Regions from separate parts of the Homo sapiens genome. Here all the other regions are linked to region 1. The links are chromatin loops, found by intact Hi-C in ENCODE. Cell type or tissue: mammary epithelial cell. All regions are shown on one strand. Region 1 holds the start of LOC124903483 (a long non-coding RNA gene). Region 2 has its middle 21 kb from the start of SQOR. Region 3 overlaps DUOX1 (dual oxidase 1). Region 4 has its middle 28 kb from the start of SLC28A2-AS1. Region 5 holds the start of SLC30A4 (solute carrier family 30 member 4). Region 6 holds the start of LOC105370802 (a long non-coding RNA gene).

Region 1 (5,000 bases):
ATCCCTGTGTGGGGTCAGCCCCAGTGAGAGCAGAGCCTGGCCCCAGGCAGCCCCTCCCACTCAGCAGACCCGCTCTTTCGCGGCCTGGACCTGGGGACCTGGTGCGGGCCCAGAACCCAGCCCCCGGACACCTACCCTGGCAGGCCTAGAGCAAGGAAGTTTCATGGCGCAATGTTCTTCCCCTTGAAGGTGTGAAGCCCTGTGAGGGCTGGAATTTCCACATTGCTCAGATAGTGGGCTTGCTCAGTCCTCCGCAGTGAAGAAAACAAAAGAGAACAAGTGGCCACGGCCTCTTTCTAGGCATCTCTTTATTCCTCTGGGCTGCAAGGGGCCTGCATTGGGTCTGAACAGAGGTGAAACAGAGGAAAGCTTTGAGGGTGCAACTCAGCCTGGAGCCATTTCTGGACAGTGAGAATGAACAGCAGTGATGACGTCATTCACCACATTCCACATGCGCTCGTCTTTGCACTAGGCCTTGGAGGCATGAGGGTGGTGACTCATAGCGGTAAAAACCCTGTCTTGGCTACCTCAGGAAATGAGTGGAATCTGTGGCTTGACGTTCCTGTATTCTTGCTGATGAACCACTCACGATGTCCACGTAGTGGCTCCTGCCAGGCGCTTGTGAAAGTTGGAGAAAAGAGGTCGCCTTCCCACCATGCCCACAGTGTGCCTCGGCCCCTTGTTCATGGCCCTCGGCAGCAGATGCCTTTCCTTTCTCTCATGCGCACAGGCCAGGCCAGCCCAGCCCACCAAGCCCCCTCCCGAGCCCCCTCTTGGAGGAGCCTCCTCTACACGTAGGGCTCTCCCTGGGGGTCTTCCTTTGAGTGTGGGGTTTATGTGCACTGATTTCTAAGATCAAAAGGCTAAGACCTTGCCATCCATTCATTCATTCAGCAAGGGGGGCGGGGGTGCTGGGAGGAAGCAGGAGGACAGAAGTTTTAAGCAGTCACAAAATATAATGAATGAAAACAAAACCAAAAAGAGGACTAAGGGAAGGGAGGTGGAAAAATACCAAACCCCTGTTCTACCCTCTTCTGAGACCCTTCGCTGGCAGGTGCCCTTGTAAACAGTGAAACAGCCGTCCCAGGGCCTGCGAGGTAGTGCCACTGTCTTAATCGGTCCGCAGGTTACTTCTCAGAGGGTGTTTCCATGGATTCTACTGGGTCCTCACCTGTTTCTGGGCAACCTCACCCCAGCTTCCTGCCTTGTGATAAAGATCTTTTTATTTCTTTATTTTGAGCAGTCACTTTCCCCTAAAAGATTAATATGTTGTTCTCACCAAGAGGCCCAGCTCTAGCTATATACTACCTGTTTGTAGTGGTTGAAAGTTTAATATCTCTTTAGCATCCCTTACAAAATATTTTGGGAGGTTTAGTTTAAATTCAGGCACAGCCTGTGGAAGGCTCAGACGCAAGGCTAGGGCGCCATCTCCTGGTCGATTTTGAATATGACAAAATTGAACTTGGATTGAGACTCGTGTTAATAGAGGTGAAAATCAGCTGATTTAAGTTATAGGTGGAAAGGCGTGCGCAGAAACACATGTAACTAATAAAGCACTTTGTCAGAATCTATAAAGAACTCTTACAATTTAATATAAAAAATCTTAGCGATTGGGCTGTTAAAAAATCAGTAGAAAAATAAGCAAGAGGCTTAAAGGGGCAATTTCTAAAAGAGGATATCAAATGCACCATAAATATATGAAAGATGTTCAACTTTTTATTCTTCGAGACTACTGGTGGAGGACAAGGCGGAGGAAAGCCCAGGAAGCCTGTATACGCTGTAAAGACCCTTTCAGGTAATTCAGATTTTACCCACTAGAGGGCGTGCCACTCACTTTAGTTGTTTTAAATTTGCCCAAGGGAAATATGCAAAATAAAACCGCAATGAGATGCACTGCACTGCAGCCTGCCAAGTTGGCAAAAATGGGGGCAGCGGGTACTCTCATACACTGCTGGAGAAAGTGCAAATTGCTATACCTTTGAAAAATTGTTTGGCATTATCTAGAAAACAGTTAACGCATAGGCGTATTCTATGTCATAGCAACTTCACTTCTTGATATATGTTCAACAAAAATGTGAGTCCATGGACACTAAGAAGCATACAAGATTGCTTATAACAGCATTATTGGCAGGTAATAGCAAGAACTGGAAACAATTCAAATGCCCACGAAGAATAGGCTGGAAAAATAAATGGTAGTATATTGATGCAGTGGAATATCTAACGGAAAAACAGACAAGCCAACAGAATCTGCAGCTACAAACGGCAACAATATGGATGGATGGATTTTATGAACATAATGTTGAGCAAACGAAGCCAGGTATAAAATAATCATAATCATATATAAAGGTCAAAACAGAAAAAACATTTTATAGTGCTAGATGTCAGGATAATGGTACATTTAGTCCTAGAGAATGAAGGCAGAGATTGGGAATATATTTAAAATAAATTTTAAAAATAAATTTAACACTTCAATTATAAAGTTTAAAAAAGTTACAGATGGAATGGTAGAAAGGGATTTCCAACCAGTAGAATTAGGCAAGAGTGAGGGAAGAAATCGAAAACTTGGGAAAGAAGAAAAGCAGGTGTAGGGTGCAAAAAACGAAACCAAAAAAACAAACCCCAAAACACCTCCAGGTAATTCGGATTCTCCCCACTAGAGGGCGTGCCTCCCTCTCCTCGCCCTGAGTGTTCTTGCCGTACGCAAACATTTGCTTCGATGTTGTTTTTTCCCTCCCTTGAATTATTAGGTTAGTACAAAAGTAATTGGGTTTTTGCAATTATTTTTAATTTAATATATCCGTGGGAAAAATCTTCATAAGAGGAATAATTTGGCCAAAGGATATAACTATTTTAATGCCCTATTTTAAGAATGTTGCTAGATTGTTCTTCAGAAAGACTGCACAAATTAAATTGATAGCCACCCAACAACGCGTCAAAATGCGTTCCTAAGTCATTCAATGGTAGACTTTCAAAATGGTAGGTTTTAAAGAGCTTGTTGATTGAACATTTGCAAAACAGTAGTACCAAAGTGGATTAATTTACATTTCTTTAGTTATTAGTGAAACAAAACATTTTCCTTTAAAATGCTTGACAATGATTTCCTCTTATGCACACTGCCTGGTCAAGGTGGCCTTTGCCTATTCAGACAATTAGGTTAAATGCAAAAGTAACTGCGGTCTTTGCCATTACTGTTAATTACATAATTACTACTAATGCCAAAACCACAACTACTTTTGCACCAGCCGAATATGTTCTCTTTATGTAACTATATTTGATCTCTATATATTAGTAAATTTTTTAATCTGTCAAGGTTGTCACAGTTTCTTCCATTCTAATGGTTACTTTTTTTTGTTTCTTTTTTTTTTTTTTTTGAGCTGGAGTCTCGCTTTGTTGCCCAGGCCTTGTAAGTGCAGTGGCACAATCTCAGCTCACGGCAACCTCCAGCTCCTGGGTTCAAGCAATTCTCGTGCTTCAGTTTAAAGAGTAACTGGGAGTACAGGCGCCTGCCACCATGCCTGGCTAATTTTTGTATTTTTAGTAGAAATGGGGTTTCACCATGTTGACCAGACTGGTCTCGAACTTCTGACCTCAAATGATCCACCTGCCTCAGCCTCCCAAAATGCTGGGATTACAGGTGTGAGTTGTCACACCCGGCCTATTTTTTAATCTTAATTTTTATTATTTTCTTTTGAAATATACTTGAATGTTCTTGTGGTTACGCTTTTCCATTTTTAACTCTAACATTTTTTTTCTATTACCCATAGTATTACATATATTTCTTTCCAAGTTGTGATAAGTTTGTTTTCTTCTGAAGAGTGTTTTCCAAACTGATTTTCTCTTATTTCTTTGGGTGTGAAAACTTTTCTGAAGGAGTTCCATGGTCAAATAAATTGGGAAAATATTTAGACAAAAATAAATCCCTTCCTTTATTACAGCAATTATAAAACCTTAACGATGGTAATTTATTCATTGAAGAAAATATTTATTGAGCATCTACTATGAGGTACTAGGGGCTTGTACAGCTCTGAACAAAAGAGACAAATGCATGCAGTGTATTTCCAAGACAGGGATATCATATACAGATTTTTTTCCAATGTATTTGAGCAAAACTTTTTAATTTTTATTTATTTACATATTTTTAGAGACACAGACTCACTCTGTCACCCAGGCTGGAGTGCAGTGGTGCAGTTATAGCTCACTATAGCCTCGACCTCCTGGACTCAAGTGATCCTCCCACCTCAGTCTCCCGAGTAGTCAGGACTACAGGTATGGCAGGCTAAGTTTTAAAAATTTTGTAGAGATGGGATCTCACTATGTTGCCTAGGCTGGTCTCCAAATCCTGGCCTCAAGCAGTCCTCCCTCCATGGCCTCCTAAAGTGCTCGGAGTAGAATTGAGAGCCACCGTACCTGGCTGCTCCAAAATGCTTTTTTATGCCTCCCCTACTTAGTGTTTTACACTGTTCCACAGAATATCGGAATCTAGAATTTGTTCCAGCATAAAGTGAAAGATATGAATCAACTTTCATTTTTCCTCATCAATTCATCCATATTTTTAGCAGAATTTATTAAATATGATTCCTCTTTGGTTTTGCTGTCTTCTGTTCATTGAATAGAATTTTTTCTATAATTTGGGAATTTCTGGCATATTTATTGTTTCATTGGTTTATAAAGAATAACTGTATCCAAAATGAACAAAACTCTCACTTTCTTCGCCGTTAATTGTTGCTAAGATTAAGTGGTACCTGAGGCTTCAGCTTCCCCAGGTACCTGCCAGCTAGAGGCATAAGCATGACAGCAGAGGGTGCAAAGTTATTGGAAACACTGAGCCTCCACGGACCCATCTGGCGAGGAGGACAGCTAACCCTAGCTGGGGGAGGAATACCTGGGAGATGGGGAGGGTTAGGAGTGGAGGGAAAACGTGTAGTTATTGAGTACTTGTCATGTGCTGATCACACTGTATTAATATATTACTCAGAAGCCCGCTGTGCAAATGTGGGAAC
Region 2 (5,000 bases), 160 kb after region 1:
TCAGAAGGTCAGGAGTTCGAGACCAGCCTGGCCAACATGGTGAAACCCCGTCTCTACTAAAGATACAAAAAAGTGGCCAGGTGTGGTAGGGCGTGCCTGTAATCCCAGCTACTTGGGAGGCTGAGGCAGGAGAATCGCTTGAACCTGGGAGGCGGAGGTTGCAGTGAGCCAAGATCGCCCCATTGCACTCCAGCCTGGGTGACAGGGTGAGACTCCGTCTCAAAAAAAAAGACGAGGGAATACTAAGAAACAAAAATATGTCTATAAACCTGAAGGTTCCTAGGCTCCCCTTTGATTATAACATTTAAAATTTTAAAGCACATAGGGCCTTAGTAATATAGTGTTTAGGATTATGAACTCAAGTCAGATTGAAACCGGGCATGATGACTCACACCTATAATCCCAGCACTTTTGGAAGCTGAAGCAGGAGGATCACTTGAGCTCAGGAGTTCGAGACCAGCCTGGGCAACATAGTGAGACCCCCCCCCCCATCTCTGCCAAAAAAAAAAAAAGAAGAAAAGAAAAAATTAGACAGGTGTGGTGGCACATGCCTGTAGTTCCAGTTACTTGGGAGGCTGAGGTGGGTGGATCACTTGAACCCAGGAGGTCAAGGCAGTGAGCCATGATCCCACCACTGCACTCCAGCCTGGTGATAGAACATGACCCTGTCCCTAAATAAATAAATAAATAAAGTCAGACTGCTTTGGTTCATGTTCCTGCTTGATTTGGGGCATTAGACAAATTGCTTAAATTCTGTGTTCCTAAGTTTCTAAAATCGTGAAGTTAGGATTCTAAGAGCTTGTAACTTGATAAGGATGTAAAGTTTCATGATATCTATATAAAAGCCCTTATTAACAAAATAGTAAGAGCTCAAATGTTGGATATTATATCTTAGTACCTCGAAGTCACATATCTACATGGGGGACTACTTATTTTGCCACCTTTTGCACATCTATTTTTGCTCATCGGGTTTCCACTGCCTCTAATGTCTGCCTGTTGGAGACCTGTTTATTCTTTGCAAGTCAAATGGCACCTCTTTACAGTTTTTCTCACTGCCACCCAAAGAATTTATTTTTCTGTGTTCCCACAGTATTTTCATAATACATTGTCTTAACACAGTATTAGTTATGTGTTCATGTGTTTTTCAGATGCGTTCTGGGTATATGACTGAAGTGAGTCATAGGAAGCAGTGAACTGCTGCTGCCTGGAACCTCCCCCTACCCCATTCCCTGCAGTCCCACCCTCTGCCCAGCATGCTTAGGAACATTCATTGTAGGGAACCCAAACAATCCCTGTAAGTAGGAATTAAAGAGATAGAAGGTAACTAGAGTAAATAGATTAAGAAAGCAACCAGATGGCTTAACATGTCATCAGAGACTTTCTGTGCACTTTCATTTTCATGGTATGAAAGGTTAGGTGTATATTGCAAGTTCTGAGATGTACCTTGTCTTGCTGCTGCCCAAGACTGCCTTCTATGTAAGTTCCCCCTGAATAAATTTTTGGCTACCTACCAACCTGGAGTGGTCTACCTCTTCCTTTGGTCTGAGCTTGCCCTCCACTTATGGAGGCAATTATTGGTTCCAGTAGGGAGTTTTCCTAACATGAGATCAAAGATATTTCTTTCCTTTTCTTTTTTTTTTTGCCGGAGTCTTGCTCTGTTGCCAGGCTGGAGTGCAGTGGCTCGATCTCGGCTCACTGCAACCTCTGCCTCCCGGGTTCAAGCGATTCTCCTGCCTCAGCCTCCCAAGTAGCTGGGATTACAGGTGCGCGGCCCAAGATATTTCTTAATTATCTTTGTATTCCATGGTGCGGTGCCTGGTCTATAGCTTATTGTGAGGGCTGGCAAGTCTGAAATTTGTAGGGCAGGCCAACAGCTGAAAACCCAGGGAGGAGTCGATGTTGTAGTTTGAGTCCAAAGGCGGTCTGGAGGCAGAATTTCCTCTTCCCTGGGGATCTCAGTCTTTTTCTCTTAAAGCCTTCAACTGCTTGGATGAGGCCCCCACTATTATGGAGGACAATCTCCTTTAAGTCTACTGAATTAAATTTAATCTCATTTAAAAATACTTTCACAGCAACGTCTAGACTGGTGGTTGGCCAGATACTGGGCACCATGGCCTACCCAAATTCCCACATAAAATTAACATTCATAGTTGGTTTTCAGTATGTATTTTGGGCTTGAATTGAATCTTGTAGGAAAGAGATATACATATATTTTTAAAAGTTATAACGAAAAACTGGATTACATAAATGACAAATAAAGAATGTTACAATTAAAAAATTGAATTTCTGCAATTCAGACATGGCTAAGGAGCTTGTAATCCTTGGATAATACAAGCCACTGCTTCCATGCCTAATTATGTATTTAATTATACTAAAAAATAATGATAACAGGTCCTGAGATTTTAGAAATCAAATGAGCTCAGAGATAATGAGTGAACTGGAGGATAAAAAAATAGATGCCATGTCTATTTAGATTTATATATTCTCCATCAACTAGGGGCTGCTCAGTTCTCTTAAAAATAGCTTCAGGAAAGAGGTGGGCCAATTGAGAGCAGGCTCAACAGATAATCTGGCTCTCAGACTTTTTAACAGTACAAGGCACAAAAGGGATAATGCTGCCATCTTGTGGTATTGTTCTCCCAGTTCTACAAATTCTAGTATTGTCTCAATTGGTCTGATGAAGTTTGGCCGGCCTAGGCCTTTTTTCTTTTTTGAGATAGTCTTGCTCTGTTGCTCACACTAGAGTGCAGTGGCGCGATCTCGGCTCACTGCAACCTCTTTCTCCGGGTTCAAGCGACTCTTGTGCCTCAGCCTCCAAAGCAGCTGGGACTACAGGCACCCACCACCACCCCTGGCTAATTTTTTGTATTTTCAGTAGAGATGGGGTTTTGCCACGTTGGCCAGGCTGGTCTCGAACTCCTGGCCTCGGCCTCCCAAAGTGCTGGCATTACAGGTGGGAGCCACTGCTCCTGGCTGGCCTAAGCCTTTTTAACTATAACTTTTTAGGCAAATTAGGATTTTCTGTATGGTCTGACCTTTGTTTAAACAGTGAGATGCTTGAAAGCAATCTATCTGAAACATTTTATAGGATTTAAGATATTTTCTAACTTCTTGAGTCTCCCAGTTTGATGTTAGGCTTGAGGTTTTGATCAATTAATGATCAATTCATCTGTCATCTATTAACAGCCATGCTCAGAATCGTCATTTAAGAAAAACATTCCAGTCCAAAGATCTTGCTGGGATCTTTGGGATCCCATGTGTTTCCATGCTTTTATTCATCTGAGCCTACAATGTCAGGCCTTAACTGATTGGATATGGGGTGGACACCTGGCCCAAGAGTAGCCAACCCACGGGCTAGTCAGTGATGAATTGGCCTGGCAGGAGAAACTCTGCCTAGATGGAGACTGCAGGGAATCTCAATGGCTTAGTCAATTACCATCTGGGGAATATGCACTAGAATAGTCAGAGTCAACCCTTTAGTAATTAAATAAGTGAGAGGGCACACAGATACTGACAGAGTAGATGAGTATTAAGTGGAGATGAGTAGGAGGTTGATGAACTTCTGCTTCTGAAAGGGGACAAAGTAATCAGCTCCCTCAAAATGCCTTGGATCCTGAGCCAATTTGCCTGTATGGGCTCTGTGAGACTTGGGCGCTAGACTTTTCTTGGGTTCTAGGCTAAGGTTCTTGTTTTCCACATTTTCACAAACATTTTTACCATACCGCCCTCCTGTGCCTAACAGATCTCTGTTTATTGCAACTATAAGCATATCACTGTCTTGTAGGTTATTCTAGTAAGTTATATTTTTCAAAATGTTTTAATGTACATTATTTAATTTAATAATAAGGATCCTACTTAGGAGTTTATGTATTTTCCATGTCTGCTAATCCAGGAATTCAAGGACGAAGATATCAATGACCAGCACAGAGATGTAATCTTCCTCTCGGCCACACACCTGGGTGTTTCCCTTATTTTTTTGCTGCGTGTTTCCTTCATGTCGTCCAATTTCTTTTCTTATTCTCATATTTGGCTAGATTTTTAATACCAGATCTATGTCAGCTCCTTCTCAAACCTAAAATTCAGAGCCCCAGCTCTGTTGAGCGTGTATTATATTTCAGTTGCTTTATACATGTTATCTCATAACAGCAACCTTAGGAGGTAACTATTGTTATTACCATTTTACAGGTGAGGAAGCTGAGACGCATTGGGTCTGATAACTGCCCAGGATCACACAGGTGTAGGTGGTGGGGCTGGGATTTGATTTTTGGAAAAAGGTGAATTTTCTTAAGTTGGAGACCCTAGGAGTAGGGATAGAAATTGACCTTAGGAGTTTTACTTTAAATATCTTGATAAAACTATATCCATAATGGGGAATTATGGGGCTACACCAATCTATCTGCTATTTTTCTTTATCCAGTCTGATGATATTGGAAGAACAAAAGTGAAGAAGGCATGAGTTTCTCTGTAAGGAGAGAGCCTAGTGGTGAGGATACACAGAACTGTTATTTTCCTGCAAGGTTGCTTTAATTCTAGACAGCCGGTAAAACTCCACACCTCTAGGGATAGAAATGAGCAACAGTGAGACTAGAACTGGGTGAGATTTGGCTCAGGAGCGTCTCCTTGAGATAACAATGATGCTGATAGAAGGAAGACAAAGCTGCTAGGAGAAATTAACAACTGCGGGATGGTTAGGACATTCCCGTTAAGGCAGGGCTGTTTTGAGACATTTCATCCCCACCACCATCTGGAGAAATCTATCCTTGATTCTGCCTTCCTGGGCCTGCATTTCTGGGTCTGTAGCCTACCACTCAGCTCCATCTATTTTGCACCTTCATAGCTTTGAAGAAAGAGCATAGCTAGTACTAGAAGCGAAATTTTTATCACTGGAGAAAGTTAGTTTCCCTTAGGGATAAATGTACAGACAGGAGGTGATCCCTAAGACTCTTACTGGCATTAACGTACTGTGACATCAATGGCTCTTGCTGCAATTGCAGCTTCCA
Region 3 (5,000 bases), 300 kb before region 1:
GAGGGTCTAAGGCCTGAGCTGGCCCTGTATTCTGCTATGGGCATCGCTAGGTCTGAGCAGAGCTCTTTCCTCCATCTAGCTCATCATCCATGGTAGCTTTGCCCTGATCCAGCTGCCCCGTTTCCACATCTTCTTCCTGGTCCCAGCAATCATCTATGGGGGCGACAAGCTGGTGAGCCTGAGCCGGAAGAAGGTGGAGATCAGCGTGGTGAAGGCGGAGCTGCTGCCCTCAGGTACCAGCCTGGCAGGAGATCAGCTTGGTGACACTGAGGGAGCTGACCGGGCAGAGGCAGAGTCTAGACCGCACAGTCTCCTGGTCGGGCCCAGTGGAGCTGGCAGGTGCCTTGGGTGGCAGGGACAAAGGAGCTGGTAGGGGCAAGGCGCAGTGGCTCACGCCTGTAATCCCAGCACTTTGGGAGGCCAAGGCAAGTGGATCATGAGGTCAAGAGATCGAGACCATCCTGGCCAACATGGTGAAACCCTGTCTCTACCACAAAAAAAAAATACAAAAATTAGCTGGGTGTGGTGGCATGCACCTGTAGTCCCAGCTACTCAGGAGGCTGAGGCAGGAGAATCGGTTGAACCTGGTAGGCAGAGGTTGCAGTGAGCTGAGATCGTGCCACTGCACTCCAGCCTGGCAACAGAGTGAGACTGTGTCAAAAAAAAAAAAAAAAAAAAAAAAAGGAAGGAGGGAGGGAGGGAGGGAGGAAGGAAGGAAGGAAAGGAAAGGAGGGCTGTTTGCCAGGGGACCTGAGCCTCTCTCATCGCAGAGAGCAGAGAAGCTCAGGCCAGGCTGCCCCTTGCCTGGCTGACCCTCAGCCCCAGTGCTGCCTGGGCCCCCACAGGGTGAGCTTCTGATGGGGGAGGCCTCCTTTGTCATATTCCAGAAGCAGAGCTGAGGCTGTGGGTGGGGAGCTCTCTGGAGGCCACATTGTTGCTGGGTTCAGGGCAGCAGCTTCTCACCCACCATCCCTCCCCAGGAGTGACCCACCTGCGGTTCCAGCGGCCCCAGGGCTTTGAGTACAAGTCAGGGCAGTGGGTGCGGATCGCTTGCCTGGCTCTGGGGACCACCGAGTACCACCCCTTCACACTGACCTCTGCGCCCCATGAGGACACGCTTAGCCTGCACATCCGGGCAGCAGGGCCCTGGACCACTCGCCTCAGGGAGATCTACTCAGCCCCGACGGGTGACAGATGTGCCAGATACCCAAAGGTACCAGACCCTGGCCAGACATGCCACATGCGCCCATATCCCCTTTGAAGGCTTTGGCCCGGCAGCACTAGACTCCCCGCTCTGTGCCTCCCCTCTCTGCATCTAGAGACTGGTTGTTCCAGATAATGCCACAAATCCTCCTCTTCCCCTCACTCCATATACGTATCTACCTTTCCTTTTCTCTCATTTCTGGCTTCCGATCTATGGTGGTGGCCAAGCTTAACTGAAACCCACGCCCCTCCCTACAGCTGTACCTTGATGGACCATTTGGAGAGGGCCACCAGGAGTGGCATAAGTTTGAGGTGTCAGTGTTAGTGGGAGGGGGCATTGGGGTCACCCCTTTTGCCTCCATCCTCAAAGACCTGGTCTTCAAGTCATCCGTCAGCTGCCAAGTGTTCTGTAAGAAGGTGAGTACTGCCCCCACTTCCCACCAACCCATGGCCCCTTCTTCCTTGTCATGGTACCCATCTGTGCCTTTCTCCTCTGCCTTTGTTCTTGGCTTCCCTGAACTGGGCAGGGGCAAGTTGGTTTGAAACCTGGGGTTGGGTGGTGAGTGGGGTGGTATCAGGATATCCCTAGACCCTTTAGGACAGAACTGGTTTGCGGATGCCTCCAGAATCCTGCCTGGTTTACAAAGACTCTTTCCCTCAGTTAGGGGTGCTCCACATAGGATTTGCTTCTGGGAGTTCCTCCAGGCAAGGTTGGAGGGGGTAAAGAAACCCATTCCTTCTTACAAAGGAGCCCAGCACTTGGAGCCTTATTGGGCTGGGAGAGGGAAGGGCATGTTGGGTGGAGCACAAGTGAAACTGGCTCAGCTCTCAAGAGGAACAGGAGGAGTGGTGGCAAGGCAGGGCTGGTGGGCCAGGTTGGCCCCAGGAACACAGCTCAAACCCTCAGGCCCTCACACGGGTCCTTTCACACCAGCCTGGACCTGGTGGCAGGCCCCTGCTCGTTTCTCTGGGCCTGGCAGGTGAGTCAGGGGTGCTGGAATGCAGTGGGCAGAGGCCCAGCCCATGTGCTGTCAGCATTCAGAGGGTGACAGCTCCCCTCCTGTCCTCTGCCCTCTGCTTCTTAACTATACAGCCCCGCTTTCCTCCCTCGGAAGCTGCAGAGGGCTCCCCGCAGGGCAGCTTCCACCCGCTGGTATCTCTTTGAGCCCATTCCCATCTGCTCAGGCAGCTGCTGGGTCTCCCTGAGGCTGCTCTGTGAAATGCCCTTTAGCCACTAGGTGCCTGGCAGCCTGACCAGGGACCACTGGAGGGAGCTGTAGGACAGGCTGAGCATGAAAGCTGCTTCCCACCCCACAGACCATCAGCTCCCAATCACCAAGGGATCTTTCCCATGGCCCTGGGGTCTCTCACTTCCACCTCTCTATGCCCTGGGCCAACTCCATCTCTGGCCTCAGAGCCTGGCCCCGTGGCCCATACACTCCATCTCCCCAGGCTGTCTAGGGAAGGGCACAAGCTAGCTGTGGTCAGAAGAGTTCTATCAGTATGGACACCCCTGGGGTTTAGGGAGACTGAGCTGAGATGGGTCCTGAACTCCAGCCCTGTGTCCCCAGATCTACTTCATCTGGGTGACGCGGACCCAGCGTCAGTTTGAGTGGCTGGCTGACATCATCCGAGAGGTGGAGGAGAATGACCACCAGGACCTGGTGTCTGTGCACATCTACATCACCCAGCTGGCTGAGAAGTTCGACCTCAGGACCACTATGCTGGTATGTCAGGGCCCACCAGGAGGGTATGCGGGCCACTGTCTGAGCTAGGAATTGACCCTAGCTGTGCCTGGCTGAACTTTGTTCCACCCTTCCCTACCATAGTACATCTGTGAGCGGCACTTCCAGAAGGTTCTGAACCGGAGTCTATTCACAGGCCTGCGCTCCATCACCCACTTTGGCCGTCCCCCCTTTGAGCCCTTCTTCAACTCCCTGCAGGAGGTCCACCCCCAGGTCAGTCCAACCCATAACCAGGTTCTCTTCCTCTTTATCATTTGGGGTCTGAGCAAAGCTCCCAAACCTTCCCCATCGAGGAAGAAATCGACTGCTGATGAGAACCCATCCCCTGGGAGATTGGTGGGGTAATGGAATGGAAAGGATAGGTGGGTGTCACCCTTAGGTGCTAAAGGAGGAGGCAGGCAATAGGGACTTGCCATCTCTGAAGCCAAGATGTATTGTCCAGAAGGAAGAGCTCAATCATTGAGCTAGTCCTCGCCAAAAACTCGGGGCTACCCTCACCACTACCCTCACCAATACTGAGTCAGTCCTCACCCTGGACACTGAGGGAACCTTTACCATGAGCACTGGGCTAGTCACTACTCACAAATACTGGTCTAGCCCTCCATGAGACCCTGAGCTGTTCTTCAACTTGAACACTGATTAACCCAACCTCTATTAGAAATGTTGATCTAGCACTTAGCAAAATTCCACTAGACCTATAAACACTGAGCCAGCCCTCACCATGCATAGTACAAAGCAAACCATCAGGAGCACTGCTGGCTTTTTTTTTTTTTTTAATTTAAAGAAAGGGTATTGCTCTGTTGCCCAGGCTGTAATGCAGTGATGCAATACCAGTTTACTGTAACCTCCAACTCCTGGGCACAAGCAATCCTCCTGCCTCAGCCTCCCAAGTAGCTGGGACTACAGGAGTGCACCACTATGCCTGGCTAATTAAAAATAAAAAAATTAGAGTCAGGGATGTTGCTATGTTGCCCAGGCTGGTCTTGAACTAGGGAGCTACCCCTTCCTCTGAACACTGCGTTATCCCTGCCTCTGAGCAAAGAGTTAGCCTCCACTTATTCCTCCTGCAACAGGTCCGGAAGATCGGGGTGTTTAGCTGTGGCCCCCCTGGCATGACCAAGAATGTGGAAAAGGCCTGTCAGCTCATCAACAGGCAGGACCGGACTCACTTCTCCCACCATTATGAGAACTTCTAGGCCCCTGCCCGGGGGTTCTGCCCACTGCCCAGTTGAGCAGAGGTTTGAGCCCACACCTCACCTCTGTTCTTCCTATTTCTGGCTGCCTCAGCCTTCTCTGATTTCCCACCTCCCAACCTTGTTCCAGGTGGCCATAGTCAGTCACCATGTGTGGGCTCAGGGACCCCCAGGACCAGGATGTGTCTCAGCCTGGAGAAATGGTGGGGGGGCAGTGTCTAGGGACTAGAGTGAGAAGTAGGGGAGCTACTGATTTGGGGCAAAGTGAAACCTCTGCTTCCAGACTTCAGAAACAAATCTCAGAAGACAAGCTGACCTGACAAGTACTATGTGTGTGCATGTCTGTATGTGTGTTGGGGCGGTGAGTGTAAGGATGCAGTGGGAGCATGGATGCTGGCATCTTAGAACCCTCCCTACTCCCATACCTCCTCCTCTTCTGGGCTCCCCACTGTCAGACGGGCTGGCAAATGCCTTGCAGGAGGTAGAGGCTGGACCCATGGCAAGCCATTTACAGAAACCCACTCGGCACCCCAGTCTAACACCACAACTAATTTCACCCAAGGTTTTAAGCACGTTCTTTCATCAGACCCTGGCCCAATACCTATGTATGCAATGCTCCTCAGCCCTCTTCTCCCTGCTCCAGTAGTCTCCCTTCCAAATAAATCACTTTTCTGCCTTCAGGGTTTCTTTATTCTGCCCTAGGACCGGAAGGGGCATGGGGAGAGGAAGCCACTAACCCAGCCAGCTCACCAGGCTGGCCCAGACATCTCTCAAGCTGCCCAGTGTCCTGAGTAAAGGAGCTGGCCCAAGGCAAAGTGCCCCAGCTAGCAATCCCTTCCCCGGCCCAGGGGTGCCCTTC
Region 4 (5,000 bases), 150 kb before region 1:
AAACCAACAAGGACAAAAAAACTGGGTAAGAAGATGACAGTGACTACACTTCAAGAGTTGTAAAGCCGATGGAAAGGTGGAAACTGACCTAGCAGAGTGATAACCCATTAAACTATTAATGAAAAAAACTCAGAGCAAGCCAATTCCCAGAACTCCAGAAAAGCTTGGGTATTAGAGGTGGTAGGTATCTCTGAAAGGGGAAAAATGACTGAAAAAAAAGCCATAGTTGAGGGTAGGGATACTTTACAGAAAATGGGACTTAAACGAAAGCCAATATTAGACAGTGACAACCTAGCTCCCTTCTCCAACTCGGTTCTGAGAATTCTGCAACCAGCTTACCCTCTTCAACCCACAGGAAACTGGAAAATTCCTCTTTGGGAAAATGTTCCACCCCAAGAGCAGGGAAAACCTTCCAAGCTTAATAAGATCATTCTACACTGATCAGCCCAACCTCCTACTCTGCCTCACCTCTGGTATTGGTCTCACTGTTCTTTCTTTTAGTTTAATTTATCGTGGTAAGAACACTGAACATGAAATCTACCCTATTAACACATTGTTAGGTGTGCAATATGTTTTTGTTGTCTATAGGCACATTGTCATGCTGCAGATCTCTAGAGCTTATTCATCTTGTTTAACTGATACTTTATGCCTATGATTAGTCACTGTCCTATAAAGGATCACCTTCAGACAATAAAGGAATTTCTCCAGCATGAAGGACAGAATGAACAAAATGGAACTCAGAGGAAATCAAAGCAATGGAGTTGGCAGGAAAATGTGTTTAAAAAATACCTACTGTCTGTTCCTGTTGCTAGGAAAAGATATCATATCTCCCCTTTCCCCAAAGAAAGGAGGCTTTAAAAAGGAGAATTGAGAAGAAAAGAGACTCCTGTAAGTGGAAAATGCTATAGTAGAAAAAAAAAATTCAACAGAAGGGAAGGAAAATAAGACGAGGAAAATAAAGTGGTTTCTGAGGACTGAAACCACATAGTTTACTGTTTAAATTTACAAGACATTACTCTTTCAGTCTCTTCACAAATAAAACTTTATTATAAAAGGGACCTCTTTCATGAGGCAATAAAAGAAGCAAATAACTTTGTTTATTCTGGGATTTATTTCCCCCAGAAACTGTTAAAATAAACATCAAACTGTCCGATTTACCAATAGATATCATCAAGTGACAGTTTACTCCCCAAGAATTGTTTTTTTCTTTTTCTTTCTCTCGCTCTCTTTTTTTTTTTTTTTTTTTTTTTTTTGAGACAGGGTCACGCTCTATTGCCCAAGCTGGAGTGCAGTGGCATGATCATAGTTCACTGCAGCCTCCAGCTCCTTGACTCAAGTGATCCTCCCTCCTTAGTCTCCTGAGTAGCTGGGACTACAGGCATGCATCACCACACTCAGCTAATTTTTTTATTTTTTGGTAGAGACAGGGGTCTCACTATGTAACCCAGGCTGGTCTCAAACTCCTGGGCTCAAGTGATCCTCCCTCAGCAGCCTCTCAAAGTGCTGGGATTACAGGCATGAGCCACCAAGACTGGCACCAACACTCTTTGAATCCGTCACCTCAAAATCTTGCTGTGTCCACCAACTCTAAACTATTATCCTTATCCAATTCTGATCAAGCCCTAGCATTGAAAGACCTGCCTTAAACCAGACTTCAAAACTTCATAAATATGTCAACTTTTCCCTGCCCCTTCTGAGAGGCTACTAAGACTCTGTCAAGTTAGTGTTCTTCCTTACTGCCATAGGAATAAAGTTGTCTTTGTTTAATCAATGGCCTGTTTTAGTGATATTTTGGTGGAGCCAAAATTATTACCTTTCAAAAATTAGTACAAAAAGACATAATGAGACAGAAGAAAAGAGAAAAGCAAGTTAAAAGATCAGAGATCTAACATCTGAATAATATAATAGAAATTTCAACAAGAGAAAGAAAAAATATTGGGAAGAAAAATACTAAAAGAAATAATTTGAGAAAATTTCCCAGAACTGAAGGCCATAAATTTCTAGAATACAGGGCATGATGAAATCAAAGGAGACCCACACCAAGGTTAAAATCATTGTACAATTTCAGAAATGTTGAGATACTATAGAAAGCCGAGGAAAAGTGCTTGGTTGCCTGCAGATTAATATTATTGCCACCAGATGGCAAGAATTCCTCAAAGGCTCTAAGTCTAAGATTTTTGTTTCATTTTCTTCTTCAGATCTTTCCAACGCATTAGAAAGGGAATTCTCATTTGGCTTCTCTCCATCTAGTCTGGCTCCATCAGAGATCTGACTCTTTTCTTCCTAAATGGCTCTGCTGGAAGGTCACTGTATAATCAGCCTGGAGGAGTAAGTGCATTCTCTTTGAGGAATTGACTCATGTGGCTTTGAGGTTAAAAGAAAGACTTTTAAGAGAATGGGCTCTGGACTGCAGTTGTCTATTGTGAACAGAAGGACTTCTGTCATGCAGGGATTCCACAAAGCATTCGTTCATTCATTCTTTCATTCTTCCAACAAGTTTTATTGATGCTGACTATATGCTGGGTACTGTGTTAGGCACTAGGAATAATACTTCAGTGAAAGAAAATCAGACATGGACTTTGTCTTCATGGAGATTAAATTCTGAGGAGAGCAACATTCCATAAACGTATACACACACACATATATAAACAAATATATGTAGCTATATACATACATACATACATACATACATATATATTTAAATAAATTGCGATGAGTGCTATGATGAGCTAGGTATGTGGAGAAAAAGAGACCTATTAGGTCTCTGAAGAATCTGATGGATTCCTGTAAGAGTGGAAGTAAGCAGATCAGCTAGGAAGCCATTGCAGTTTTCTTAGAGGGAGATGAAGATGACTTGGATCAGGGTGATGCCAGAGGAAAGAGAAGTAGATGAATTCAAGAGAAATTGGAGGTAGAATTGACAGGATGTGGTCACTAGATCTGGGAAGTTAGAAAGTAGATGCATTAAAGATGACTCCCCAGTCTCTGGATGAAGCAACTGGCTGGATGATGGGGTTGCCATTTTCTGAGGTGGAGAAGGCTTGGGGAGGAAGAGGTTTTGGAGGAGGGGATGGTGGATAGAATCAAGAGTTCAGGGGCCTGACGCTATGGCTCACACCTGTAATCCCAGCACTTTGGGAGGCCGAGGCGGGCGGATCACCTGAGGTCAGGAGTTCAAGACCCAGCCTGGCCAACATGGTGAAACCCTGTCTCTACTAAATATACAAAAAAGTAGCCAGGCATGGTGGCACTCACCTGTAGCCCCAGCTACTCAGGAGGCTGAGGTAGGAGAATTGCTTGAACCCAGGAGGCAGAGGTTGCAGTAAGCTGAGGTTACACCACTGCACTCCATCCTGGCTGATACAGTGAGACTCCGTCTCAAAAAAAAAAAAAAAAAGAGTTCAGGGTGGAATGTTAATTAAATTGGCCTTTCTCCCCAGGCATTTAGGTTATTGTTTGGATGCCACTGGTCCAGGCTAGAATGGGTTTTGCTCTGATCTACTGTGTAATAGAATGACTTGGCCTGGTTTATTTGGTTTAAATTGGCTCACAATTGGCATTCATTAAGTTAGAAACTGTTGTTAACACAGTGCCCCTAAAGAGAAATAGGAAAATCAGCTTACATTTGTACTGTCTTTTCTGATGTGGGCATTTGAGAGTTAAAGAGAACTGTCCAGGCTCATGCCTGTAATCTTACCACTTTGGGAGGCCAAGGTGGAGGGATTGCTTGAGGCCAGGAGTTTGAGACCAGCCTGAGCATCACAGGGAGACCCCATCTCTACAGAAAATTATAAAATTAGCCAGGCATGGTGGCACACACCTGTGGTCTCAGCTACTCAGGAGGCTGGGAGGTGGGAGGATTGCTTGAGCCCTAGAGGTCGAGGCTGCAGTGAGCCATGTTTGCACCACTACACTCCAGCCTGGGCTGCAGTGATGCCCTATCTTTAGAAAAAATAATAATAATAATAATGGGCTGAGCATCTTCTACATTTTTTGTCGCATTTGTTTGCACTCTATTCATAAGGAGCACACAGTCTCGAGGACAAGAAGCTTCTGGAAAATGCAAGCCCAGTTGTTTTGGTGGATCCTTCTGAATGATTATGCACAGGTAAGATCCTGAGTGTGATTGTGAGGTGGCAGAGAGGAAAACTTCTTCCATTGCAAACAATATCTCTGAAGATAGAGAACATATTTGTCCTATTTTATCCCCAATATAGTGCTTAATAACATATTTACACAGTAAGTGCTGAATGAAGCTGCTCCACCTGGGTTGTTTTCAGTCTCCAGACCTGTGTTGAACTCTCTGGAGGATTTGAAACCCCTCTTCCCGAAGAGCTGCTACATAATTAGCTGTGTGATGGGACGAGGTGCCTCTCTGGACTCAACAGGGCTTAGGACCTCATTTCCGGGGGTGCTAGGAAAAAGACACTTCTCCTTCCTTCTTCCTACACCCCCTTCCATGGAGGTCTTTTGCCACCATCAACACCGTGTTAAGTCAGAATTTAAAACCAACTTAGCCCTCAACATTGATGTTTTCATTTGTAACCTCAAGGTGGAACAGTTGGTTATGTACTGTGCCCATAATCAGCAGTTACCTCAGTCTTTTTCTTTGATTCATGCTTTGCCCTCTCTTTGTGCCCTACCCTTTTGTTTCGACTATATGCTATTTTGAGGGCAAGAATTGTATCTTTTTAAACTTTATATTTCCATACGACTTATTTTTGTCTCTTTTTTTTGTAATAAAAAGTGTATATTTTAAGTAGTATATACATAAACACAGTGAAACGATTACTACAGTCAAGCAAATTAACATATCCATCTCCTCATGTTACCTTTGTGTGTGTGTGTGTTTGCATGTGTGTATTGTGATAGCACTCGAAATCTTCTCTCCATCAATTTAGAACAGTTCTTTACAGCACTGGCAAGGGGAAGGAATGGCCTGGGAGAGCCTTATCTCCCCCCCGCCGGCCACCAATTTTCATAAACTCCGCAACCCCCCT
Region 5 (5,000 bases), 64 kb after region 1:
AATGACAAGAAACTGGCCAAGAAAAGATTTGGGAAAGGCAGTCTATGTAAAGCAGTGTTTTTCAAGCTAAGGCCCTGACCTACTGCAGTGGACACACGAAATCCATTTAGTGAGCTGGGACCACAATTGAAGAAACTATTAGGATACATCACATGAAGGAAAACTTTTGTTTCAGTTATACATATATTTATACACATGTGACCTGTGTATATTCTCATACATATGTATGCATGCATGCCTAAATGAGTCACAATGTGAAGTGTATTTCTTACTACAGTGAGGTCAAAAAATGTTTGAAAGCCACTGAGATAGAAGGACCAGCCACTTTGAACGCCTTAGAGGCAAAAAGAGCTTTGTGAGTTGTAAGAGGAAAAAGAAGACCAGCATGGCTGAAGCGAGCCCTGGGGAGGAGTGTTATGAAAGAAGGTAGGAAATGTATATAATTTTTCCCACATAGAACCCTCCAGTCAAACATCTTAAATCTGGACTGCCACCTGTTTTTGTCATGGTTCATCATTTAAGAGATGACATGTAAGAATCATCTCCCTGCTTTTATGTCACTTTGTAAACTGTCACTGAGAAGTTAGTAGTTATACTGACGTGATTGAAAATAACCTCTAAACTAAGAATGTATCTTATATTGAGAACGGATTGTTCGTATAATTAAAAAATGAACAAGAAAACCAGGCTCATAGAACTTTGGCGGAGTCCTCTGGTTCATTTCAGGCCCTTCTTACGAGGCAAAAATTTCATGTTAGTTGGTAATTAATTTTGCAAATCTCTTGGCTATAAATACAAAAGGAAATCGTATAAAAGAAACCACTTAGGTCAAATGTAGAGGAAAAAAATGCTGGGACTGTAGATGTGGCTCTTCCATTAACTCCCTAAGTGGCCCTCACGACTTATTCCACTGGTTTGTGCCCTGGAAATCCTTACATGTAAAAAAAAAAAGGAGGTGGAGCAGGTGTTCAGTAAGGTCCCTTCATACTGTAAAATTCTATGATCTTAAGTTATTTACGATCATTTACTATTTTAAACGTTGCGAAAATTAACCTGGTATTTTACCAGACCTTTGTAAAAAGAGGAAGTTACATGACATACAATGAAGATAACGTCCTTAACTTTACGGTAGATGACAGTGGTTGAACAACTAGAAGAGAAAGTCAAAGTTATCTCGGGGAGTTTATATTGTACTTAGATTGAGCTGCACTTTGGAACCGTGTGGCCTTTTCACATGAGATCAGTGTCTTGATAAATACAAACTTCCTGAAAAGATGGGTTAAACCTCAAAGCCTGTGTAACTACAGCTTGACAAAGACTCTCGAGGAAAGGTAAACGGAAAGTGAGTTGGCAACACAACTCACCTACAAGTTCTCCAATCATGAAAAGCAAGTACAGAACGGCAGCAATGGTCAACCTGGCTTTCACCTTTCTCTGCTTCAGTATCTCTCTCTGTTTGCTGCAGTTGTCACAGGAGTCCACCTTCAAACTCAGCTGACTGTTGGTCAAAGGTAAGTCTTGGTCCAGTAAGGAATCATCGTCGGCCTGGAGGGTCGGGTGCGCCCCGTTAACAGGCCTTTCCGGGGCTTCGGAACCGTCATCGGCCACCACAACTCGAAGTTTGTTGAACCGAGAAAGCCCCTCGTCCCCCGCCTCATCCGAGAAGTCAAAGGCGCTGGTGTCATTTAAAAACAGCGGCGCATCATCCTTCCTTAGCATAGATTTGAGGCGCTTCCACGCGCCAGAGCCGGCCATGGCAGAGGCTGAGCGGCCGCGGTGCGGAACGGCTTGGGGGAGGCGGACGGCCGGCGGCGCCTACTTCACCGGAGCGCCAGTTCTCGAGGGCAGTGCCGCGCGTCCCTCCCCATCCTGTGGAAAACGAAACACGTTATAAATTAAAGGCGCCCAACCCTGTCCTCAAGTTCCGAAGCCGCTGGCGGCGGGTCGCAGGGCCGACCCCGACGCTCCGCCGGGGCTCCGCGAGGGGGCGGCACATCTATTTAATACCTGGGGCGCTGCCGCGGGGCCGCAACTCATCTCCCCGCCCCCGGCCGGCTCAGCGAGGCGGGCTCGCGCTGCTCCACCCGCGGCCGCAGGAGAGTGGGGTCGTGCTCGCGCCCGCCGCGCCCGCTGCTGGAGGCCGGCTCCCCAGGTCTGACAGGTTCGGGGCCGGACGCCCACAGCCACCGCCTCTCCCCGCCCTGCGCGAGGCCACGCGCGTGCGCCGGGCGAGGCGCGCGAGGGAGGGGTCGGCGCGAGGACACGCAGGCCTGGCGCGCAGGGCTGGGGCGCCCGCGATGGGCGGGGGCGCGCGGCGCGCCCCGCCTCTCGCCCCGAGGCTGGATTGGGGGCCACTGCGCCGCCTCCGCCCAGGGGTCACTCACTGGCCAACTGAGGGGACTTTGGGCGGCCTCTTCCACCTTCCCAGGCTGGGAGGCAAGTGCGGTCGGAGGGTCACGCCGGGGGCTGGGCGTTGCTGCTAGGAGTTCCCTCCACCGAAAGTGTGTCTCAGGAATCTCGGGTCGGGATCTGGGTTGCGGGTGCTCGGCAGAAGACAAACCCAGCACTTTTCTTGCTAACTGAAAAGGCAAGCAGCTTTTCTCTCCTCGAATTGCTTGTCTCTGGCAAATTGGCAACATTTGCTGCAGTCAACTGGAGAGGGCAAGGCTGTCGTCGTCAGCAGTTCTGTGTCCTACTGTTTTTCAGCAAATATGTATTGTCCTCTTTGTGCTCTCTGCCGTGTTCCTTTTGCCTCCAAGGTATTTACGATATGGACTAAACTCAAGCATAGAAAATCTAGTACAGGCATACCTTGGAGATACTGCGAATTTGGTTCCAGACCACCGCAATATGACAAAGTGAGGTCTCACAAATGTTTCATGTCCCAGTGCAAATACAATCATGTTTATAATGTAGTCTATTAAGCGTGTAATAGCGTTATGTCTAAAACAATGTGCATACCTTAATTTAAAATATTGGGAGAGAGGAAGGAAAAAGTATATATACATTTGTTAATTGCTCTGAGGAAGGAGGGTCGCATGAGCCCAGAGGTTCGAGATTACAGTGAGCTATGATTGTGCCTCCGCACCCCTGCCTGGCGACAGAGTGAGACCTTGTCTCTAAAAATAAACAAGTAAATAAAATACATGACTGCTAAAAAAATGCTATCAGCTGGGCGTGGTGGCTCACGCCTGTAATACCGGCCCTTTGGGAAGCCGAGGCGGGCGGATCACCTGAGATGGGGAGTTCAAGACCAGCCTGACCAAAATGGAGAAACCCTGTCTCTACTAAAAATACAAAATTAGCTGGGCATGGTGGCGCATGCCTGTAATCCCAGCTACTAGGGAGGCTGAGGCAGGAGAATCGCTTGAACCCGGGTGGCGAAGGTTGTGGTGAGCCGAGATCACGCCATTACACTCCAGCCTGGGCAAGAAGAGCAAAACTCGGTCTCAAAAAAAAAAAAAGCTATCAATCATCTAGGCCTTTAGCAAGTCATATTCTTTGCTAGTTGGAGGGTCTTTGCTCCTTGTTAATGGCTGCTGACTGATCTGGATGGTGGCTGCTGAAGGTTGGGGTGGCTGTGGCAATTCCTTAAAATAAGACAACAATGACATTTGCTATATTGATTGACTTGTTTTCATGAAAGAGTTCTTGATGGCGTGTGATGCTGGTTGATAATATTTTACCCACAGTGGACCTTTCAAAATTGGAGTCAATCCAGTTTTCTCAAACCCTGCCTCTGCTTTATCAACTAAGTTTATGGAATATTCAAATCCTTTGTTGCCATTTCAACAGTGTTCACAGCATCTTCACAAGGAGTAGATTCTATCTCAAGAAACCACTCTCTCTGCTTATCTATAAGAAGCAACTCCTCATCTGTTCAAATTTTATGAGATTGCAGCAATTCAGTCACATCTTCAGGTTCCACTTCTAGTTCTCTTGCTATTTCCACCACATCTACAGTTACTTCCTCCATTGAAGTCTTGAATCCCTCAAAATCATCCATTAGGGTTAGAATCCACTTCTTCCAAAATCCTGTTAATATTGATATTTTGACCTCCCATGAATCACGAATGTTCTTAATGGCATCTGGAATGCTGAATCCTCTCCAGAAGTTTTTCAATTTACTTTACCTAGGTCCATCAGAGGAATCAATGGCAGCTATAGCCTTATGAAAGGTATTTCTTCTTTTTTATTCATTTATTTTTATTTTTAGATGGTGTTTCACTCTTGTTGCCCAGGCTGGAGTGCAATGGCGCGATATCGGCTCACCGTAACCTCTGCCTCCCGATTTCAAACTATTCTCCTCCCTCAGCCTCCCAAGTAGCTGGGATTACAGGCATGTGCCACCACGCCTGGCTAATTTCGTATCTTTAGTAGAGATGGGGTTTCACCATGTTGGCCAGACTAGTCTCGAACTCCCGACCTCAGGTGATCCACCTGGGTCGACCTTCCAAAATGCTGGGATTACAGGCATGAGCCACCGCGCCCGGCCAGTCACCCAGGTTTTGTTCCATTTATAGAGCACAGGTAGAGTAGATTTAGAATAATTCCTACGGGCCCTAGAATTTTCGGAATGGTAAATGAGCATTGGCCTTAACTTAAAGCTACGGGCTGCATTAGCCTCTAACAAGAGAGTAAGATTGTCCTTTGAAGCTTTGAAGCCAGGCATCAACTTCTGTCTAACTATGAAAGCCCTAGGTGGAATCTTCCAATAGAAGGCTGTTTCCCCTGTATTGAAAATCTGTTGTTTATTGTAGTCACCTTTAATGATCTTAGCTACACCTTGTGGACAACTTGTTGCAGTTTCTCCATCAGCATTTGCTGCTGCTTCTTGCACTTTTATGTTATGGAGATTGCTTTTTTCCTTAAATCTCATGAACCGACCTCTGCTAGCTTCAAACTTTTCTTTTTTGTTAAAAAAATTATTTAATTTATTTATTTTTAAATAGAGACAGGGTCTCACTATGTTGCCCAGGCTGGTCTGGGTATTTCTAATT
Region 6 (5,000 bases), 250 kb after region 1:
ACATGGTAATTGCTCTAGACTGAATGTTTGTATTTCTCTCAAATTCATATGTTGAAGCCCTCAACCCCAATGTGGCTGTATTTTGAGATAGAGCATTTACAGGAGTAATTAAGGTTAAATGAGTCCACAAGGGTAGGGCTCTGATCCAAAAGAAATAGTGTCCTTATAACGGGAGGAACCAGAGAGCTCTCTCTCTCTGCCATGTAAGAATACAGTAAGAAGGTTGCTGTCTACAAACTAAGAAGAGGGCCCTCACCAGAATTCAATCATGCTGGCACCTTATCTTGGACTTTCAACCTCCAGAATTGCAAGAAAATAAATTTCTGTTCTTTAAGCCACCCCAGTCTGTTGTGTTTTGTTATAGTAGCTCAAGCTGATTAAAAAAGTATTTGAATGGTTGTGGTTAAGATGAAACTTTTCTAGAATTCAACTTACAAATTTAGAAAATGGCTGCTATTTATGATTAGAAACAACATGTTCATTGTCAAAAGTCCTGACACATTTGCAAGATAACATGGCAAAGGAGAAGTAGAACTGAGATTTGAAATCTCTCCCAGTGTCTTGGGAGAACTTGTCGATGTCAGTATTACTTCGGAGTTCTTTTCCTGTTCAGCACTGTCCTATTTCTGCTTAGGTAGTAAAGGAAAGGGGAGAAATGTATTTGTCTAAATTATTTCACTTGCCAAGTAGAAATAAATAAATAAAAATAAAACTTTCATTGGTTTAAGTATCTAGGAAGTCTGGGAAGGAGATCAAGCATGGGTGGATCAAGAAGCTTAATTTCTTAATTTCTTGACCTTTCAGCTCTGACTTTCTTTGTGTTGGTTTCTTTCTCAGGTAGACTCACTTCATATGTTGACCAAGTGGGCCTGGGCAGGGTTAGACTTTCCTGGTCTAGAGCCCACAGACCCAGAGACAATGCCTCTTTTCTGTTAACAGTAAAAATCTGGTGAGAACTTTGAGGATTCAAGCTGGGTTTGTGAGCTTCCCGGAACCAGTCATGTGCTCATCCTTGAAGGAGAGGATTAGGTCAGCCATGTGTGAGCCACATGGACCGAGAATGGGTGTAGGTGTGGGGTTTAAAAACCCACATTTACTACAAGGATAGGAAGGTGGACACATCCTGTCTTCTCCATTAACAGTGTTAATTTATTCATTCATTCTACAATTAGCAATCGCATGGGGCCTGGCCGACTGCTGAGGTTCCTCAGGTGAGTAAGACGGGCTCCAGCCTTGGAGGAGCTTCCAGTCTAAGGGAGCCCGAGTTCACAGAGAGGGTCCCCTAGGACACTGGCACGGCATCCTGCTGGCCAGGAAAGGGAACTGCTGCTCCTCCAGAGAGGATAGGTGGGTTTGTTGTTTTTTTTTTTTTTGCCAGAGAACACCATGGTTCCTGCCAGCACCTGCTTACGACAGCCCTTTCAACGTCGCAGGGCTTGTCAGTGGGTTCTGTGACAGAACCGTGCAAGTAATGGTACGCGGAGAGGGCGCGCGAAAGCGCCTGGCTCGTTCCTGGAGCCCGGGCTGCGGACGCCCCCTGCGTGCTGCGAAACCTGAGGGGTCTCGGTCCTTCCTGGCCTTTTATAGGCCGTGCCTAGAAACGCTTGGCTTGACCAGTTAGAAGTAACGCCACGCTGTGAATGTTTACCACCTGCGCACTGTCAGCGCTGAGTAAAGGGGCCCGAACCCCCGGTTCCAGGAGCCCCTGCTCGCCTCTCCAGCCACCTTCCCACCAGCCCACAACGCACAAGGACCACAGCTTCCAGAGGCGCCGTGCGCTCTCTTTCCAGGCGCTTTCCCCCTGCTGGAATGCTCCACCCCTTCCGCTCGGCGAACTCCTATTCATCCTTCTGGACTCCTTCCCAGAGCTAACTACAGACCTGAAAGATTTCTTCTTCTGCGCTCTCAGGGAACAACAGTCCTTAAAGTCCAGCTCACGCTGCTGTGCTGCAGCGTCGCTCTCGGTCCCCTCCACTGCACTGGGTCTCCCCACTGCACTGGGCCCCCTCTTCACTGCACCCGGCCACTCCACCGCACCCGGTACCCCGGCCCTCTATGGCACCCAGTTCTCTCTCCTCGGCACCCAGTTCCCCGCCCCCACCTCCGCCCCAACGGCACCCAGTCCCTCGCACCCAGCACCGCCCCCGTCCCTCGCACCCAGCACCGCCCCCGTCCCACCAACAGCACCCAGTCCCCCCGCTCCGCCACGGCACCCAGTCCCCTCAGGGCACCCGGTTCCCCGCCTCCGCCAAGGCACCCGGTTCCCCGCCTCCGCCAAGGCAACCGGTCCCCCCCCCCCCCGCCCCCCGCTACGGCACCCAGTCCCCCGACGGCTCTCGGTCTCCTCCACGCCGAGCCTCGGAGAGCAGGGGCTTTGCTTTTCCGGCTGAGGTGTTCAATAAACATCTCTTAAACAAAGGAGTGCGCAAGTGAGATAATATAAGGTAAGTGCTTGCCACTATACGAATGTACAGAAAGGAAGATGTTATTATTTTACTTCAGCCCCATATTTAATTATAAAGCATTTGTGAGCAAAGCTGATTAACACTGATTTCTAATTTCTAGCGTGAGACATGACGCTTGGGAGACAAGCTGTAAATGAGACGTGGGGCTTATGTTTTCGGTAGGTGAGATTTAATGTACACAAGGGTAAGAGTAGGAAACAAAAGTAATTCGAAGTTAAATATGGTCTTTTTGGTTAAATTCTACGGGTTCTGGGAGGAGGGCAATACCATTTCCTGCTGAGGTGAGTTTGCTCACCCATTGCCATAATCACAATCGTAATAAAAATAACATTAATAACTACAATTGATCGAGCTCTTTGAGGCGGACATCGGGTTAGGCATTTTGGATCCAATTTCTCATTTAATCCTCACGACCATCTTGAGGGAGCGCATTTTACCCGTGTTTTACGGGGGACTGAAGCTTAAGGAGCAGTAACTTGCCCAGGTCACGTGGCTAGGAAGAGACAAGGTCAGGTCAGAGCCACAAGAGGGCGCTCTTCCCCTTTCTATTCTATGTTGTCCTGTGGTTCCCGCTTTTCCTCAGGGGCACCTTCCACAAATGTAAAAACCCCACATAAACATCTTGTTTCTCTGTCTTCCTCCTCCCCAGTGTCTCTCTCTCCTCTCAGTCTGTTTGTCTCCTCTCAGTTTCTCTCTCCCTTTCCTTACTTGTTTTTTGTCTCTCTCTTCCTCCTTGTTTTCTGTTTATTTATCTATTTCAGGGGATGGGCAGCCTTGGGAATATGGGCTGTAGGTAGGAAGAGAACATTTCTGGAACTGAAAATTATGCTGCATCTTGTCTAACGGGAAGCAAAATTTTTGAATGTGGGAATCTTGTAAAATCTAGACGTTGGTCATCAATACACATGGCATGAAACTGTAAAACTATGAGCAGCTGTGGTGAGTTGTGACTGGGAAGCCACATGGGGTGTGTATGAGCACATGCATTTGCAAGCTTCCCTGGAGCTTCCTCCAGGTTACTCCTGGGTTCTGCCTTTCCCTGGTTACACTTAGGATTGAAGCCTCATTCACCTCTGTGTATTTGCTCATGCTTTTCCTGTCACTGGTGTTAATTTCTGTAGTCTCTCTGCATGTTTAACTAAATTCTACCTCTTTTTTTTTTTTTTTTTTGAGACAGAGTCTTGCCTGTTGCCCAGGCTGGAGTGCAGGGGTGTGATCTCAGCTCACTGCAACTTGAGTCTCCCAGGTTCAAGCGATTCTCCTGCCTCAGCCTCCTGAGTAGCTGGGATTACATACAGGTGCACACCACCACGCAGGGCTAATTTTTTCTTTTCCTTTCTTTTTGTTTTTTTTAGACAGAATCTCGCTCTGTTGCGCAGGCTGGAGTACAGTGGTGTGATCCGGGCTCACTACAACCTCTGCCTCCCAGGTTCAAGCGATTCTTCTGCCTGGGACTACAGGTGCGTGCCACCATGCCCGGGTAACTTTTTTTTGTATTTTTAGTAGAGATGGGGTTTCACCATATTGGCCAGGCTGGTCTCGATCTCCTGACCTTGTGATTCGCACCCCCCCCCCGCCACCTTGGCCTCCCAAAGCGTTGAGATTACAGGCGTGAGCCACCGCGCCGGGCCTAATTTTTTTATTTTTATTTTTAGTAGAGACGGGGTTTCACTTTGTTGACCAGGCTGATCTTGAACTCCTGGCCTCAAGTTATCCGCCCTGCCTTGGCTTTCCAAAGTGCTGAGATTGCAGGTGTGAGCCACTGTGCCTGGCCAAAATTCTACTTATTTTTTTATAGAGGAGTAGTACAGGCTGTTTCTGACTGCCCCATCTGTAAGTAAACAATCTAGTTTTGAATTGTCAATTGATTTAAAAGTGATAGTTTTCAAATCTTCATTGAGGCATTTTGTATCCATTGATTCTTTCTGCCAGGGCACACACTCTGTCTACGTTATGCACTGAAGCCTTTCTGTGTATCCTTACTGGGCCTTGATGCTGGGTAACTGCACGATTCTGGTAACCAAACCTGGTGGCACATCCCAATCAGCTTTTTCAAAATAGGGCTTTCTAGACTTTCACCTGGAGATTCTGTCTAGAGGTGTTTGGGCTGAAGCCTGGCAACTGTGTTACATGAACAGTTGGCCCCCATCCCTGGGGCATCTGCCTCTGCTGCACTGATGCCTTCCCCAGCTCACATCATGGCTGCATGGGGCCAGAGGGGGTTCCCTGTGATGCTTGCAGAAAAGCTTGGGTCTGCTGGTAGGAGTGGAAAATGGACTGCTGCCCACTCCAGAGTGGCTTTAAAGGACAGTGGAGAGGGAGTCTTCCTAATGAGCAGAGCTGTGAGCAGTACCCTTGTTTGTCCATCTTGTATGGAGGGAGAAGGGGCCCGAGGTCGCTTACATGGACTCCTGGGGAGTGGTGACTGATTTGGTTGCAAGTCTGGAAAGAGCAGGAGTGGAAGATCTGAGAGCAAGAGTCAGGGTGAGGTGTGGATGAACCTACAGGAGTGGGCAGAGAGCACTCAGATCTCCC

The links. A loop is a pair of places that touch in the nucleus more often than their neighbours do. Peaks named below come from ENCODE experiments on the same cell type or tissue, not always from the same donor. Only the 100,000 strongest peaks of a DNase experiment are listed, where the experiment ranks them.
Region 2: it touches region 1 in a loop (21-fold over the local background); 93 of 110 quality-filtered maps call a loop at or near these places.
Region 3: it touches region 1 in a loop (8-fold over the local background); 47 of 110 quality-filtered maps call a loop at or near these places.
Region 4: it touches region 1 in a loop (8-fold over the local background); 28 of 110 quality-filtered maps call a loop at or near these places.
Region 5: it touches region 1 in a loop (4-fold over the local background); 22 of 110 quality-filtered maps call a loop at or near these places.
Region 6: it touches region 1 in a loop (5-fold over the local background); 2 of 110 quality-filtered maps call a loop at or near these places.

What each region holds. Positions count from the first base shown.
Region 1 is chr15:45,456,304-45,461,303 of GRCh38, forward strand. The region is part of intron 1 of SLC30A4-AS1 (SLC30A4 antisense RNA 1); the gene reads left to right. It overlaps LOC124903483 (a long non-coding RNA gene), which reads right to left and starts at 205. Exons shown (of 4, transcript XR_007064616.1): 1 at 136-205. RefSeq lists enhancers at 411-460, 2,726-3,304. In mammary epithelial cell, CTCF peaks have their summits at 1,428 (motif pointing left), 1,814 (motif pointing right) and 2,652 (motif pointing right); DNase peaks (open chromatin) are centred at 458, 1,158, 1,428 and 1,848; H3K4me3 peaks cover 674 bases; H3K27ac peaks cover 1,827 bases.
Region 2 is chr15:45,611,796-45,616,795 of GRCh38, forward strand. No RefSeq gene overlaps it. Among named protein-coding and RNA genes, the nearest start is that of SQOR, 21 kb to the right of the region's middle. RefSeq lists an enhancer at 2,757-2,876. In mammary epithelial cell, a CTCF peak has its summit at 2,626 (motif pointing left); a DNase peak (open chromatin) is centred at 2,626.
Region 3 is chr15:45,160,758-45,165,757 of GRCh38, forward strand. DUOX1 (dual oxidase 1) reads left to right here. Exons shown (of 34, transcript NM_175940.3): 29 at 80-233; 30 at 981-1,213; 31 at 1,462-1,620; 32 at 2,775-2,930; 33 at 3,033-3,161; 34 at 4,022-4,817. The coding sequence ends at 4,144. Among named protein-coding and RNA genes, the nearest start is that of SHF, 25 kb to the right of the region's middle. In mammary epithelial cell, a CTCF peak has its summit at 2,458 (motif pointing right); a DNase peak (open chromatin) is centred at 2,184; H3K27ac peaks cover 1,737 bases.
Region 4 is chr15:45,305,177-45,310,176 of GRCh38, forward strand. No RefSeq gene overlaps it. Among named protein-coding and RNA genes, the nearest start is that of SLC28A2-AS1, 28 kb to the left of the region's middle. In mammary epithelial cell, a CTCF peak has its summit at 2,133 (motif pointing right); no DNase peak of the experiment used is centred here.
Region 5 is chr15:45,520,600-45,525,599 of GRCh38, forward strand. It overlaps SLC30A4 (solute carrier family 30 member 4), which reads right to left and starts at 2,156. Exons shown (of 8, transcript NM_013309.6): 1 at 2,008-2,156; 2 at 1,365-1,869. The coding sequence starts at 1,755. It also overlaps the pseudogene HMGN2P46. RefSeq lists a silencer at 1,859-2,348. In mammary epithelial cell, a CTCF peak has its summit at 1,949 (motif pointing right); no DNase peak of the experiment used is centred here; H3K4me3 peaks cover 1,842 bases; H3K27ac peaks cover 402 bases.
Region 6 is chr15:45,702,846-45,707,845 of GRCh38, forward strand. It overlaps LOC124903484 (a long non-coding RNA gene), which reads left to right. Exons shown (of 2, transcript XR_007064617.1): 2 at 1-338. LOC105370802 (a long non-coding RNA gene) reads left to right here and starts at 2,350. Exons shown (of 5, transcript NR_135680.1): 1 at 2,350-2,444. In mammary epithelial cell, a CTCF peak has its summit at 2,998 (motif pointing right); a DNase peak (open chromatin) is centred at 2,966; H3K4me3 peaks cover 1,225 bases; H3K27ac peaks cover 562 bases.